Linked DNA regions of Homo sapiens: region 2 is linked to region 1. A link is an interaction called in ENCODE POLR2A ChIA-PET data of the cell type or tissue named here. Cell type or tissue: PC-9. All regions are shown on one strand. Each heading gives the region's core, and the rest is flanking DNA. Links, peaks and the distances in the headings are about the cores only. Region 1 overlaps TACC2 (transforming acidic coiled-coil containing protein 2). Region 2 overlaps TACC2 (transforming acidic coiled-coil containing protein 2).

The links. Peaks named below come from ENCODE experiments on the same cell type or tissue, not always from the same donor. Only the 100,000 strongest peaks of a DNase experiment are listed, where the experiment ranks them.
Region 2: POLR2A ChIA-PET joins it to region 1 with 8 read pairs; 2 of 35 experiments call an interaction of 5 or more read pairs at or near these places.

Annotation. Positions count from the first base shown.
Region 1 is chr10:122,095,004-122,100,373 of GRCh38, forward strand. All of the region lies in intron 5 of TACC2 (transforming acidic coiled-coil containing protein 2), which reads left to right. Among named protein-coding and RNA genes, the nearest start is that of TACC2, 110 kb to the left of the region's middle. In PC-9, for the core only: no CTCF peak of the experiment used is centred there; no DNase peak of the experiment used is centred there.
Region 2 is chr10:122,180,723-122,186,092 of GRCh38, forward strand. All of the region lies in intron 7 of TACC2 (transforming acidic coiled-coil containing protein 2), which reads left to right. Among named protein-coding and RNA genes, the nearest start is that of BTBD16, 88 kb to the right of the region's middle. RefSeq lists an enhancer at 1-151. In PC-9, for the core only: no CTCF peak of the experiment used is centred there; a DNase peak (open chromatin) is centred at 2,619; H3K27ac peaks cover 2,287 bases.

The DNA of each region.
Region 1 (5,370 bases), core at 98-5,097:
GTGGGGGCATTCTTATTGAGCTCCCCCCCACCACTTTATGGAGGAGGAAACTGAGTCTCAGAATGGGGACAGGACTAGGGGGCTAACTAGCTGCAGAGACAGACCTGGGTTTTGGCCCCTGATGGCAAGTTTCCCCCCAGATGCCTGTGCTGAACTGGGGACCCTCCTTAGGAGGGGGATGGGGATCTTCCTTTCACCAATGCCAGCCACCCCAATTCTGCTTCTAGGCTTTTGAGAAAAGACCATATGATTCTGAGGTCTAGGGTGTGACAAGCACAGGCCTCAAGAGTTGACAGGGCTCAGGTTCTAGCTCTGTGATCCTGGGGCCATCGCCTTGCGGGGCATTTGACTCACCCGTAAAATGGAGCAAATAGTACTCCCTTACAGCGCTGTTAAAATTAAATGAGCCACTTTATTGAGAGCACCTGCCACAAGTGCTCTGTATAAGTTCCTTTCATTTATTCCCCACTCTGGGCCAATGTACTTCCACACTGCAGCATCGTGGTTCTTTCTCACCTCAACCTGTAGGTGGGTGCTGTTTGTGTACCCCTTTTCCAGATGAGGAAATGGAGGCTCCCAATGGTGACATGGCTTGGTCAAGGTCAAAAAGCTAATAAGAGTTGGAACTAGAACTAGAACCTCAAGGCTTTTCAGACATCAGATCTACGTTCAGAACGCTGATCATTCTCTTACTAGCCAGGTGGAGTCCTGGGGAGGCGCCCTGTTCCCTACAGCAACGCTGTCCACCGACGGTTCTTCAGTGGTGGGAATGTCCTGTGTCTCCACTCTCCAATACAGTCGCTGCTGGCCACAGGCTGCTAGCGAGCACTTGAAATGAGGCTGGTGCCACTAAGGAACCAAATTGTTAATTTTGTTTAATTTCAACTAATTGAAATTTATAGTGAAATACCCACATGGGGCTGTGGCTTCCACACAGGACAACCCAACTGGAAGCCACTGTGTCTTTGCATTACGTCAGAGGCTAATCCTTGCCATCAGAGCCAGTGGGTGTGGTGAGGCTCTGTGTGTGAGGCCCTGGACATTTCTCAAGCACCTGCTGGTGCTCGGTGAGTATTAGGCGCCCCTTCCTCCCGCTGGCTGGCTCTGTAAGTGGGGAGACCAAGTGGTTGTGTCTCTAGAATGGAGGCTGAGGTGTGTTCGTGGCACATCTGCCCAGTAATGCGGATCAGCAGGAGGTGTCTTTCCTGCACCCAAGGAGGCCTCCCATTGCACCTGGGGGCTTGGCTTCACCTATGTGACCTCACATCCAGGCCTGCGCACCCGTATCTGAGCTGGCATTGTAAGAAGCCCTGGATGGCCCCATGAACTGGCTCCTGACAGCAGCGCTTGTGGCAAACCCTCCCTGCCCACAAACCCCCCGGTGGCCACACCTACAAGAGTGCCCCTTACCGGCCAGGCGCGGTGGCTCACGCCTATAATCCCAGCACTTTGGGAGGCCGAGGCTGGTGGATCATCTGAGGTCAGGAGCTCAAGACCAGCCTGACCAACATGGTAAAACCCTGTCTCTACTAAAAATACAAAATTCGCTGGGCAGGGTGGTGCATGCCTATAATCCCAGCTACACAGGAGGCTGAGGTGGGAGAATCACCTGAACCCAGGAGGCAGAGGTTGCAGTGAACTGAGATCGCGCCATTGCACTCCAGCCTGGGCGACAGAGCAAAACTCCGTCTCAAAAAAAAAAAAAAAAAGACTGCCCCTCACCAGACTGGGAGGGAGCCCAAATGGGCAGACATGTGGTTTTTCCACTGATGTCTCTGCACTGTTCTTGTCCCGAAAACCTGGCAGGATGAGGAACAGGCCCCAGCTTACAGCATCTCAGCCCCTTCTTTCTTCTCTGCTTTCTTAATGCCTGTTAGTCCAGTGTTAAATATTTTAGCAGCCTGATGACTCAGATGTAGACTGTGAAAGTGTTTCTTTTTCCAGGGAAGGCACTGGAACAGGTCTAGTTACTGATGCTCTTAATGCCCTTTCCTTTTGCAAGCCTGGCCGAGGGTGTTTAGGAATAAAAACTTGCCTGGTTGCTGGGCACGGTGGCTCATGCCTATAATCTCAGCACTTTGAGAGGCTGAGGTGGGAGGATTGCTTGAGCCCAGGAGTTAGAGACCAGCTTGGGCAACATAGTGAGACTCCATCTCTACAAAAAGAAAAAGAAAAATTAGCGTGGTGTGGTGGTACATGCCTGTGGTCCCAGCTATTCAGGAGGCTGAGGTGGGAGGATCGCTTGAGCCCAGGAGGTCGAGGCTGCAGTGAGCCAAGGTCATACCACTGTACTCCTGGGTACAGCCTGGGTGACAGAGTGAGGTACTGTCTCAAAGAAAAGGAGGAAGAAGAAAAAGAAGAAGAGTTGGAGGAGGAGAAGGAGGAGAAAAGAAGAAAGAAGAAGAAACTCAGGGGAAGGGAGTCTATGTCCCGAGAGAGGGCAGGGTGCGCCTAGCAAGGACCCCAATGCACAGTGGATTTGGGTCAGCACTCAGTTTTCAGGCCAGGAGTACACTCGGTGGGAGAAGAGCGGGGCTCTGAAGTGGCCCCAGGGGACGGGGAGGGCCCTGGGAGTAGGAGGGAGGAGAAATGAGGCTGAGGATGAGATCAAGCTGGAGGCTAGGGTTGGTAGGCGGCCGGAGTTTAAATCCTGGCTCCCACTGGAGGGGTGATGCTGGGTGCTATTAGGACTGCCCCAAGCCTCAGCTTCTTTGCAGGTAAATGGGGCTGACAATGTCTCCTGGGGGTAAAGGAGGGTTACAGTGGGGAGAAGATGAGATGAGACACGGCACACCCGACACAAAGTCAGCTTGCAGTGGAGACTTCGTGGACAAGGTCCCTGAGCTGCAGGGGGGCTTCTGGGCAACTCCATCCCCACAGCCAGCTCAGCAGCCACCCAGCAAATGTGCACCCAAGCCAGGCACTTGGAAGGAGAAGCCGAGGGCTCTCTCACCGGGGAAGAGCTGAGATGGGCTTTCAGGACACGCTGGGTACACGCTCCTCTGCTAGAAAGAGGTTTGGGGTAAATGGTTAGGTGGGTAGGTAGGTAGGTTGATGTGGGGCAGGTGAGTGACAGATGTGGTTTGTTGACTCCCAGCCCAGGGCCCAGCACACACGTGAGGAGTCAGCTGTTCACGGGCTCCTGTCTGCTCGCTATGTACCCTGTAGGATCAGGAAGTTGGACATCATGATCCTAGGTTGTCTTTCTAGAAATGTTTGCATGGATATGTTTGTGGCCATTTTGATAGAGAGCTGGTCTTGGCCTCTGGCTAAGAGAATAAGCTATGATCTTGTTTCTTGGAGAATGTTAGATTTGCAGGGCATGGCTCTTGGTTACCCAGCACCTGATACCTTGCATGAGGCACCTTAGGCGCTGCATACGTGTTTGCTACATAATTCAACACAACTAGCTATCAGGTGAGTCTGAGGGTTCCTGTCCTGAAAAACGAGGTCAGACAGCACTTTGGAGGCAGGTGGCTGCGTCTAACTCACGGCTCTGCTATTAGACTCTTTACCCTCGAGCAAGTTCCTTAGCCACCCTAAGTTTCTTGCCTGAAAGATGTGTATAATGCTAGGGTCCACCACAGAGAGTTATGTAAAAAATAACGTGTGAAAAGCTTAGCAAAGTGCCCACCTGGCATGCAGTAAGCACTGAGGTACCAGAGGTTACTGTTTTTATTGCTACTATCATTAATATTACCATCATCACTTAAATGATGATAAGACTATTCTTAAGGTAGATTAATGGTAGGTACCTGTGTTTTTACACACGGGCTCATAGAGTTCACGTACATCTGGCCTGGATTTGTTGGAATGTGCCACTACCCTCTAATGCTTCTTCTCGTCCTGTAGCCTCAGCCTCCCAATGGGGGTGGCTCTCCGTGTTGCAATATTGTATAGGATGCGAAGTGGAGCCATCTGGCACCCGTGGGGAATGCATTCCCTTCCTTGTGGAATCTAGGGCTTTGGGGTTAACCTCTTGCCAGGAGCGGCTGCAGAGAGGCTGCAAGCTAACATTAGTGGGTGGGAGTACGCCTGTGTGGTGAGCCTGGCTGTGCTGAGCACATCTCATGGGACAAACCGCCTCGACAATTTTGGCATGATATTTTGAGCTGTGAGCCCATTCCAAACCCCTAGAGGAAAGGGCAGGGTGAAAAGTCATCTGGCCCTGCCTGCCAGACGCCATAACATAATAGCTGGAGGAGTAGACTGTTCCTGGCAAGTGACGAAGCAGCTGGTATTGAAACATACACATGGCCAGAGTTGGCAGACTGAGAATTTGGAGCAGAGTGTGAGTGCCGAGCCTGGGCTTAAGTCTCAACCCCAGACCAGACTGCCTTTCCAGGCCACCTATGAAGGATGGCTGGGCAGATGCTCCTCTGGCACCTGAGGCTGGGTAGCAGCGAAGCTCACCTTTGAGATGAGGTACCACCTCATGCCTGGCTTGGGCATTCATAGTCATTCATAGTCTCCTTCTGACACACTCAGCTGGAAGGAGATAAAACTCCAGTTTCAGCAGAACGTTCTCCTGTTGAACTCTAATCTGAGTCTGTCCTCCCCAGCAGCATCCACATACTTCCCAAATTGTGGTGAATTAAAGAAGCTGCAAGCACTGGCCCAACTGGCTTTTGCTGGTGGTTTTTCGGCAACCCTCCTGCAAATGCTGTCAGCCAAGCAAAGGAAAGCCAGGGCCACAAAGCACAGAGGCTACAGCTTAACTCAGCTTAACTCTGTTTCTTTACAAGTGGGCTATAAATTTGTGGGAGATAAAACGACTTAATGATCACTGCAGGGTTTAGTTTTGTTTTTTCAAGAAGATGGGAAGCTTATGTGTTAGGAACTACCAGGCTTCTGTTGAAGTGTTGTGTATACCTCTCATTTAGTTCATATTTTATCTTCAATGGAGAGGATTCTGTAAAAATGGAATGTAGAAAATTGCCTCTCCTGGGGTGACACTTTTGCTTTCAGAAACTCTTTGGGGCTGGGCACAGTGGCTGACGCCTGTAATCCCAGCACTTTGGGAGGCCAAGGCAGGAGGATCACCTGAGGTCAGGAGTTTGAGACCAGCCTGGCCAACAAGGCGAAACTCCGTCTCTACTAAAAATACAAAATTAGCCAAGCGTGGTGGCGTGCGCCTGTAGTCCCTGCTGCTCGGGAGGCTGAGACAGGAGAATCGTTTGAACTTGGGAGGCGGAGCTTGCAGTGAGCCGAGATCGTGCCATTGCACTCCAGCCTGGGCAACAGAGCGAGACTCTGTCTCAAAAAAAAAAAAAAAGAAACTCTCTTTGCATTCTGCATTTGGGGACTGTGACTGAGTCTAAGAGGAAAGCTGTAACTCTTCCCTGCTCCTTTCTGAGAAGGAAAGGTCCT
Region 2 (5,370 bases), core at 76-5,075, 86 kb after region 1:
GGAATAACTTATTTTATTTTTTATTTTTTTTGAGACGGAGTCTCGCTCTGTTGCCGAGGCTGGATGGAGTGCAATGGCGCAGTCTCGGCTCACTGCAAACCTCTGCCTCCCAGGCTCAAGCGATTCTCCTGCCTCAGCCTCTCCTGCCTCAGCTGGGATTACAGGCACGCGCCCCCATGTCCACCTAATTTTTATATTTTTAGTAGAGACAGGGTTTCACCATGTTGCCCAGGCTGGTCTTGAACTCCTGACCTCAGGTGATCCACCCACCTCAGCCTCCCAAAGTGCTGGGATTACAGGCATGAGCCACCGCGCCCGGCCAAGAGGGAGAAATTTTAAGGCATCCTAGAGCCTAGAACAAACAATGCCAGCCAGCCCTTCTTCTGTTTGGCTGATTACAGTTTCTCTCTTGAGTGGCTGTGAATTAATTCAGTAAATATTCAAGTGAAATTTATTGCTTAGTTTTACAATTCCTCGCCCACAGCCACTTTAGCAGTATGTGTCTGTGTGTGCATGTTGGAGGGGGCATTGTTGGATGTGTGGGAAGAGCAAGAAAATCACATTCTTTTTGCATCGCTCTGTAAACTCATGAATCATTGGTACAGCTGTCCCCTGGCTACTGGGAGCATGGCCGTGCTTTATGTTTCTTTATTGTGTTAAGGTGAAAGATGCAATAATTTTGGTGGTAGAATTTTAACACTTTGAGGACTGGAGCCAGTAAATACCTTCTAAGTGCCTGGGATTGTGCAAGGTGCTTTACAAATATAAACTCAGCTCTGAAAGCAACCCATCTACTACCTACTGTTGCCCATTGCATAGACAAAGAAACTGAGGTCCAGGGATGTTAAGTAACCTGTCCAAAGTTACTCACCTCTCATGAATTTGGAACCAGATCAGTTGATGCTCATATTTGATGGCTGTGGTGCTGTTTTCTCCTACAAGATGTCAGAATCGTGTAATTCGTATATTAAGTGCTTTAATTTAGACTTTATCATTTCAGAATTTTTAATAAGTGGGTTAAAGAGTGAGTTGAGGATGCTGCATTATGTATGAGAGAACAGTGTGAAAACATCGGAAGCAGGAAAAGCACATTTTCAAGGCATTGAACAATACTTATTCCCTACAATTAGTGTGCTGTTTACCAGCTATTCTTTTTCTTTTTTTTATCATGTAAAGAGGTTAGAAGAAAGGAACAAAAGATTTAAGTCTTCCTTCCTCGTGATTGTACTGCTTTATTGCACTGCTTGCAGACTGCAGTAGAAAATAAGCTTTTAAGACTTTCTAGATTTTCAGGCTTTCTACTAAGCTGTTGTAGCTTCTCCATCCCACATCTGGGTTTGCTCACTTTATTTCTATGTGCCAAATCATGATTGAGACTCGTTGAGACACACAGTAGACCACAGGTTGCCATATTTAGCAGAGCAGGGAAAGAACTCTGGAGAGTTTGCCTTTTTGATTAGGGAGAAACGCTGTGGGAGGTATTTGTTGAGCAGCTACTCTGGGCAGGACCCTGAGAACTATCAATTTTTGGATGCGTGAAATAGACCAAACATGAAACCTGCTCTGGACGCAGGTTCTCTCTGAATCAGGCAAAGCTTCAGGCCTCTGAAGGCCTCATTCAGGAGCATGTTATCCATGGCAGGGAGGGTGTGATGCCTGATTAAAATTCCAGCTGCTTGGCTCCCACCAGGAGCTCACCACGATTTCTGAGTTGCTTGGGATTTAGCCAACTGGTTTGCAAACTGCATGTAAGGTGTGTCTGTGTTTGTTAAAAACAATGACTTCTCAGCAGGACTCAGTAATGGGTTTCCACGGAGAGAAACATTACCAAGAGATGAATGCAGGGGCGTGATTGTCCTGTGCACTAAGAGCCTTCAAATCCTTTCCCCATATTTGCAAGGTGTTGAAGTACCGCTTTTAAGGCAAAACTAAATGACGAGTTATAAAGTCAAAACACGTGAGCTTTAATTATTGCTGGAATAAGCGGGATTCTCATCAGCAGGGCAGCTTCCAGATGTGCTTTTCTTCATTTTGACTAGATAGGGAGAAGAGTGAGGGGGCATGGCGTGGAGAAAGAAAGGTAGATATACAAGAGGCGGAGACTCAGGCGCAGGTAGAGTCAGAGGCAGGTTCAAAGACACACAGAGACACATAGGTGAAGATACATTCGATGTAAACAGCTTAGGAGCCAGGTCGGGCCTGGTGGCTTCTAAGCTCATATCTGTAATCCTGGCTCTTTCGGAGGCCAAGGTGGGTGGATCGCTTGAGGCCAGGAGTTCGAGACCAGCCTGGCCAAGATGGCGAAACCCCATCTCTACCAAAAATACAAAAAGTTAGATGGGCGTGGTGGCACGTGCCTGTAATCCCAGCTAGTCGGGTGGCTGAGGGATGAGAATCACTTGAACCTGGGAGGCAGAGGTTGCAGTGAGCCAAGATTGCGCCACTGCACTCCAGCCTGGGTAACAGAGTGAGACTCTGTCTCAAAAAAAACAAAAAAACAAACAAAAAAAACAACAGGGGGTGGGGGCTTAGGAGCCAGGATTCTAAGGCCATACCTGCTCCTGCTCTGAATCCTGTGGCCTCCTGTTTGCAAGAGTCCACCCTGAGATTAGTCATCCTCTCAGTCTCCCGTTGGCTCTATGATGGTGTTGCCCTTTGCCCAGGATGTGAGTAATGAGAGTAACAGAATTCAGGGTTGACCTGACTTTCCTGCAGAGGTCTGGGAAGACCTCCATGTGACAGCCTTCCCATGTCACTCCCTGCGGGTTCCAAGAATCTCAGGCCTTTGCAGCTGGGATGGCATGGCATAGACATGTGAGACACCCCCTCCTTGTTTGTATGAGCGAAAGGGCCAAAAGAATAGGGTGGAGGTCCTGGCTGGCTGCCCCCGTGGGCTGCTATGGATCTAGATGCAGAAACTCTGCTGATTCGTTCCCCTGGAGGAGAGGTTGCTCTGGGAAACTGCAGCTGCCAAACCTACTGGAGACTGATTTGCAAATAAGGACTCCAGCCTGTTCACATACAGGAGCCTCCGTGAGTGGGGAGGGCAGTTGGGTCAGGCTGAGGCTCAGAAGACACGTATGCCTGTCTTGGCTCTGCCCTTGCCCCTGAGTGGTTCTGAGCTCTCAGGCAAGATGCTGAACCGCTTGGCTCCAAGTTCTCATCCTCAGAACCCAGGAGGACTTGAGCATCTTGAGAGTGGGAGCTTATCTGTCTGGTTCACCAGCCCAGGTGCCCGCAGGTGATGGGGAATAAATAGGTCCTTCTGAAACCGTGAATAGTCAGGGAATGATACCCATGTGCCTCTCCTGTTGTAAGGATCAGTCATGAGGAAGCTCTGAGGGACGGTAACATGTCAGCTGAGGTGAGCGGCCGTGGGGTTATTCCCATTCCTGACACTTCGCAGCCCCTGGCTGAGGCACCCCCATCCTGGTCCTTGGGTACCTGCCTGAGAAACCACACTTGGAATCGGAAGGACACTTGGTGAGTGTGGAACATCAGCCTCCGATGCAGAATGGATGTGTCTTGCTGGCTGGGGGAGCACTTGGAGGGGGTCCCCGAGGCACCCCTGATAATACAGCCTGGGGGTGGGGGGGTGCCCTGGTGGGTGTGTCTTCCCTGGCCAGTGCAGAGGGGGACAGCTACATTTTTGTCACTCCTCTGTTTCTTCCAAACTCCTTGTTGGCTCCTTCCCTTAATCCATGTTGCCCTGGACAAAATCCAGCTAACCGGATCCCAGCTGGGTTCCGTGTATTGTATCCAGGACCTGGATGAGATTTGGAAGAACTTGCTGAGCACATCTGGGGAGACCCCTGCGTCCCCAGCAGTGTGGCTGAGCTCTGCCTTGTTGGGGCCTGCATCCTCCCTTGTACGAAGGCAACCTTGTTGCTGGTACCCGTGTTTAAATATCTTTTTCTGACTTACATAAACAGCACCTATGTGTTGCTTTTATGTGTGTGTGTCTGTACATAGACATCTGTGTACGTGAATATACATATGTATTTAGGTATCTTTGTGTAAGTTTATATATAATTATCTGAAATAAGCTCATATTATATACACATTTCTTAATTTGCTGGGTTTTTTTTCCTACTTATCACCTAACTGGGAGTTATCCTGATTGTACATGCAATCCCACTCACCTTCGTTAACAGCCATTATGTTACTGAGGGGTGATAGCGATGGGGGGTCTGTCCCCTGCCAGGTGCTTGGGGAAGCTCTAGTGGTTGGCCAGAGCTGACTGCTCTTTGATTTCTTGCATCTTCTTTATGGTTTTTCCGTCTCCTCTGTCACTTATTCTTTTTTTTTTTTTTTTTTTTTTTTAGTAGAGCTGGGATCTCATCATGTGGCTCAGGCTGATCTGGAACTCCTGGGCTCAAGCAATCCTCCTGCCTCGGCCTCCCAAAGTGCCGGGATTACAGGAGTGAGCCACTGTGCCTGGCCTATCACATACTCTTTTCTTTCTTTTTTTTTTTTTTTGAGATGGAGTTTTGAGTTTTGCTCTTGTTGTCCAGGCTAGAGTGCAATGGCGCGATCTTGGCTCACTACAACCTCCGCCTCCTGGGTTCATTCAGGTGATTCCCCTGCCTCAGCCTCCTGAGTAGCTGGGATTACAGGCACATGCCACCATGCCCAGCTACTTTTTGTATTTTTAGTAGAGATGGGGTTTCTCCATGTTGGCCAGGCTGGTCTCGAACTCCTGACCTCTAGCGGTCCACCCGCCTCAGCCTCCCAAAGTCCTGGGATTGCAGGCATGAGCCACCGCACCTGGCCATACTCTTTATCAGTGCTATCTATGTGCCTGCCTCCAACATTACCCTGCCCCTTCTCATTTAATTTGGATTCTGAAACCAGATACCAAACCTATTAGACTAGACTGTAAGAGAAGGCTAAGTGTGTTTTTTCAGAGAAGACCAGGTGGAGCTTTTTATTGAGTAATGTGCAGGATCCTTTAGTGCAAGCTCTGTGTCACATGACTTGGTTGAACAGAAATGTTTGTGTTTTCTGGGGTCCTGGTTGTGTTTCAGATGGGTAAGGGGGTACTGGTTTGCTTGTTAAGTGGCTTGTGAATAGGTAGGATGTTACTGTAATTCTCCTCTCTAGAGAAAATACAAGGACTTTAATGACAACTTGTTGAAAGCTCCTTCTGTGTCTTTTTGAATTCAGTTTTATATTCTTTTCTTATTAGTATTCATAAGTAACTCATTTTCCTTTCTTCCTTTTTTGAGGTGGAATTTCGCTCTTGTTGCCCAGGCCGGAGTGCAGTGGTGTGATCTCGGCTCACCTCAACCTCCACCTCCTGGGCAAGCTATTCTCCCGCCTCAGCCTCCCGAGTAGCTGGGATTACAGGTGCCCACCAGTACGCCTGGC